2 separate regions of the Mus musculus genome follow, and region 1 is linked to region 2. Evidence: chromatin loops called from intact Hi-C (ENCODE). Cell type or tissue: left cerebral cortex. All regions are shown on one strand.

Region 1 (2,500 bases), 94 kb after region 2:
GAAAGCAAAGCGTCAGGAGTGAGGCACAGCCACTTTACGGAAAGACAACCAGGCTGGATCCCAGCATCTCGCGGGAAGCGACTTCCCTCACACACCTCGCCAGGACAGAGCCTGTTTTATACTTTCCTTACCTACTCAAACCTCCTCTTCCTTCCTCCAGGCCCTGCTACATCCAAACCCCAGAGCCCATAACCAAGGGCTGGGCCTGCTACATGGGGCCCTACCTGGCCTGGGGTCCACAACTCTCTTCCTCTGGCCCGGCTGTCCTCCGGGGCCATATGCCCAGCTCTTTCCTTGAATGCTGGCTCCCTCTTCTCCCTGCCTGGACCCTGTCCCATTTCCTCTTGCCTTTGCCCTGCCTCTCCCAGGCTCCTCTCTTTGGGGCACAGGGTGGTCACGGAGGGGCCAGGTACCCAATCAGCTGAGGATCTTTGTGTGACTGGGTTTAGGGACAGTCAGGCATTGGGAAGCCAGGCTTGCTCATGGGAAAGAGCCCTGGAGGGAGGGAACGTAGGGGCCTTGTCTCAGGGGACCCTCCAGTTCCCTGTGAAGAGTAACTAGTGGGGTGAGGCAAGGCAGACAGGGAATGAGTCCAGAGGTACCAGGTGTTTTGGATGCCCTGTTCTTGTCTGGACACTTTGGAGCTTTTACTCTAGGGGCGCCTTCGGGTTACAGTGTCACCTGTTGCTGGAGATAAGGGCTGGAGCATTAGATGGTGTGGGGGTTATTTTATGACTGTAATAAAATGGAGCTGACCCTAGACAAAGAACTATGTGGGGCAAGCTGGTGGTACAGGGTGTACGTCTGAGTGCCTGAGAGAGGGGTGTGGGAGCCCTCAGTGGGCTCGAGGCCAGAGAAGGGTAGAATCACTCCCCCCAAACCGGGGGAAGCTGCTCTTCTCGCCAGTGTCTGAAGTGTCGGTAGAATAAGGCTGGTGAGGGTAGGCCAGGGACTCTGGCCAGTCTGTTGAGATCTGAGCAAGCTGCAGGCCCGGCTTGGAGCAAGTATTAGAAGGTTGGTTTGACTTTCTGTTGCCAGAGGCAACACCATCCCAAGAAAGTCTATGCCTACAGGCCTAGCTGGGGCTGGCAGCAGGGACCAGAGGAAGAGTGGGTCCTGCCTCCCTGTCAGCCCAAGTCTGAGCAAGACTAAGCACGTAAGTGTAAGCCAGAGGAGAGATTCGGGAGGTAGAGCAGGCAGCAGACTCCAAGGTAGCATTCTGCCCGACCCCCACAGGGAGTCCAGAGAGCGTACCTTGGTCTTGAAGGAATGGAGTTGGGGCTGACCTGGGCCCAAGGTCATGGGTGCTCCAGTGCAGGGCAGCCCAGTAGGTCTGGTAAAGCAGGGATTCCTGTATGTGGATGGAGTTACCACAGGGCTCCCCGAGGCTGCTTAGCGAGTTATCTCCAGGGTCTGAGACCTGGCCCACCAAACTCAGTTGTCACCAGAGCCCCGAGTATAGAGTCCAGGAAAACAAATGGCCAGATGTGGAACCCTGAGGCATATTTTGGCTGCATCTTCCCCAAAAGAGCTGTCAAGGCTGATGGAAAGGGATGCAGGATGTCAAGTGGGCAGATGTGGTCCCTATACCCAGGGTGTGGTTGGGTCCTAGAGAAGGGGGTCCAAGAGGATGGGCTCACTGCCATCTGAGGACTCCAGGCCCTGATGGGAAGGGAGGCCAGGGACTTCCCAGGAAGAGGATGGGGTGGCATGCCCACCCCCAGTTTTAGCCTTCCCCTCCCCCCCAGGGCTGTACATATTCCATCCCCTTGTCTGACCCACAAGTATCCTCCTCCACCAACCACCACTTCCTCTAGTGCTCACCTCTCTCATAGGCCCGCCCTCGGGATCCGAGCCAACCATCCTGCATCACAGACTGGTTTGGGGGCTTCTTCACGTACATTTTATTTTATTTTATTTCATTTCATTTGTACAGCAAAACATTCTTTTCAAATGTGTCTTTTGACTGAAGTAACTTTTCTGGTGCTGTTAACTTGTATTTTTTTTTTTTAATTTATTTTGCCGCCCCTCCTTGTTCCTACTCACCCTCCCCTAACCCCCAGCCCCAGCCCATCACTTTTATTCTGTTCTTTCTGCCAAGTTTGGGATAAATTCTCCCGCCCACCCCGGTTTCCATCCTCTCCTTGATTTAAATAGTCACTGCTACAAAGTAACAAATGCACTGTGAAGATCCCAGTATTAATAAAGCAGTACTGTAGTTAACGCCCCGGCTTCCTCCTGGCTCCCCTGGGCTGCCGGCTTCGCTCACCTCTGCTTCCTACCCCTGCGCCATACCTTTGTCATCATCCCTGGCCTGGAACTCCAAGCCAGGTGTCATTGATTTAAGTTCAGGGGCGGGGGGTTGGGGGGTGAGGGACAACTTGGGCAAGGACCTAGGTTGGTCTTTGATGTGCTCCCACGGGGACTGTGGGGAAAGCCAGAGGAAGCGAACAAATAGAAATATGGTCAAGAGGCACCTGGACACCTGAGCAGACATTAC
Region 2 (2,500 bases):
ATGTAGTTTTGGAATTGGCTTCTTTGACTCAGCATGTCAAAGTTCATCCATTATATAACCTGTTGCTCTTTATTGCTAAATAATATTTTAGTTTGTTTATCCATGCATAGGCATGTGGGCTCTGCCCACCTTTTGACTATGGTAGGTGGTCACACTAGCATAAGATACAGGATACAGACTTGCATTGCTCTTGGGTGGGGCTCTTAGAGGGCACACAGGTGCCCACAGCTGCTGGGCACCTGTGTCTAACTTCTGAGGAGCTTCCAGCCTGTTGTACAGCCTGTGGCAACACCACTTCACATTTCCACCAGTGATGTGTACCTAGCCAACACTCGCATTTTCTTGCATTTCGTCATTAGCCCTCCTTGTGGATGAGAAATAGCATCATATTGTGAACTTGACCTGCATTCCCTGCTGGCCACGATGTTACATAACCTAAGTCATGTACAGCCACTGCCCTTGGACCTTCAGACCTTTCTGAAATGTCCCATTTGTATTCAGCATGAGTGTGTCCCCAGCTTGTGAGAGCCCTGAGCCTAGCTGAGCACTGGGGCCTGTAAAAGTGCTGGATCCTTGGCTTCCTTCTCAGGAGCCTCAGTGGAGGAGTGGGTGCTGAGGAGGAGAGAACAGGGTCTTGTCTCTACAGACAAGTAGGCAGGCTTCAGGAAGCATCACCTTGTCCCTCTTCTTCCCACAGGAGGTCCAGGTTCCTGTGACTCCAGCTTTGGAAGTGGCATCAATGTCTTCACCTCAGCCAAGTAAGTGCTTTGTGAAAAGCCAGTGGTCTAAGTCTTTCTGGGTGCAAGAGATTGCAGCAGAGACCCAAGGAAACTGTCTGAGGCCACTCTTGGGGGAGTTTCTGATACACAGAGGAGATACTTGAGGAAACCTGAAGGGCCACAGGCACCCTCTCCCCGGTGCCTCTGGACAGAAGGCCTTTGGGAAAGATGGGAAGCCACTGGAGGTCTGTAGATGCACATCCTAGAAACCCAGCCGTGTGTGGTGATGGCTTTGGGGCTGCAGTTCCCTTTGCCAACATCTTTTCTTTATCCAAGGCAAGGCCGACTCTGGGCAGGGGAGGCATGGAGAAGAAGAAGGAAGGAAGGGCACAGCAGGCGAGAGAGTGATCCAGGCACAGGCACCAGAACGGTCCCACCTTCTCCCAGGATAGGTGTCATAGGACAGGCTTCCACGGGGGGGCAGTGCAGGCCAGGGAGCAAAGTCATAGCCTGCCTTGCCAACCCCTTGGGAGAGAACTGTCATGGTTCTCCCGTGGGCTGTGTCTGCTGACCTGCCTGCTGGAGCTGCTTCTTTGAAGCATTAGCACCTGTGCCTAAGGTGGATGACATTTCTACAGTGATTTCCTCTGAACTCAACGTTGAGCCATTGCCTGGGGAGCCAATGGAGAAAATGTAAAAAGTCAGCCCTTAAATATGATCCTGACTTCAATACACTTTAATGGCAGACAACACAGTAACCAGCAGATTTCTAGGAGACAGGAGAACTGTAAAGGGGTAGGGGACCAAGCCACTGTGAATGGTGAAGTGCTCCCACAGCCGGGCTCTGTGCTTACCTTGGTCAGACCATTGGGTCTGCTAGTCCTGGGGTTGACAGAACCATTATATCTATTTTAGGGATGAAGAAGATTGAGGAAATAGGCTACTCTATACAGAATGGTTTTAGGGGAAGGTCGTGTGGCTGGGGAGAAGGGACAACAGCTTAGACTGAGAAGCTGGCAGGATGGAAGATGTGTTTGAGAAGGAGGCTTGGCAGCTTTTCCTATTTGTTTTGTTTTTTGTTTGTTTTCTCGTGTCTTTTTATTTATTTATTTTTATTAGATATTTTCTTTATATACATTTCAAATGCTATCCCGAAAATTCCCTATACCCTCCCTCTGCCCTGCTTCCCTACCCACCCACTCCCGCTTCTTGGCCCTGGCATTCCCCTGCACTGGGGCATATAAAGTTTGCAATACCAAGGGGCCTCTCTTCCCAATGATGGCCGACTAGGCCATCTTCTGCTACATATGCAGCTAGAGACAGGAGCTCTGGGGGGTACTGGTTAGTTCATGTTGTTCCACCTATAGGGTTGCAGACCCCCTTCAGCTCTTTGGGTGCTTTCTCTAGCTCCTCCATTGGGGGCCCTGTGTTCTGTCTTATAGATGACTGTGAGCATCCACTTCTGTATTTGCCAGGCACTGGCATAGCCTCATATGAGATAGCTATAACAGGGTCCCTTCAGCAAATCTTTCTGACATATGCAATAGTGTCTGGGTTTGGTGGCTGATTATGGGATGGATCCCCAGGTGGGTTAGTCTCTGGATAGTCCATTCTTTCATCTCAGCTCAGAACTTTGTCTCTGTAACTCCTTTCACAGGTATTTTGTTCCCTATTCTAAGGAGGAACAAAGTATCCACCCATTGATCTTTCCTTTTCTTGATTTTCTTGTGTTTTGCAAATTGTATCTTGGGTGTTCTATGTTTCTGGGCTAATTCCACTTA

What was found. Peaks named below come from ENCODE experiments on the same cell type or tissue, not always from the same donor. Only the 100,000 strongest peaks of a DNase experiment are listed, where the experiment ranks them.
Region 1: a loop joins it to region 2, with 4 times the contacts of the local background. A loop is called at or near these places in 4 of 42 quality-filtered maps.

Annotation. Positions count from the first base shown.
Region 1 is chr8:110,739,178-110,741,677 of GRCm38, forward strand. It overlaps Mtss2 (MTSS I-BAR domain containing 2), which reads left to right. Exons shown (of 14, transcript NM_198625.2): 14 at 1-2,224. Among named protein-coding and RNA genes, the nearest start is that of Gm15894, 15 kb to the right of the region's middle. In left cerebral cortex, no CTCF peak of the experiment used is centred here; a DNase peak (open chromatin) is centred at 1,082.
Region 2 is chr8:110,645,061-110,647,560 of GRCm38, forward strand. It overlaps Vac14 (Vac14 homolog (S. cerevisiae)), which reads left to right. Exons shown (of 19, transcript NM_146216.3): 10 at 698-758. Among named protein-coding and RNA genes, the nearest start is that of n-TGgcc10, 15 kb to the left of the region's middle. In left cerebral cortex, a CTCF peak has its summit at 1,200 (motif pointing right); a DNase peak (open chromatin) is centred at 1,209.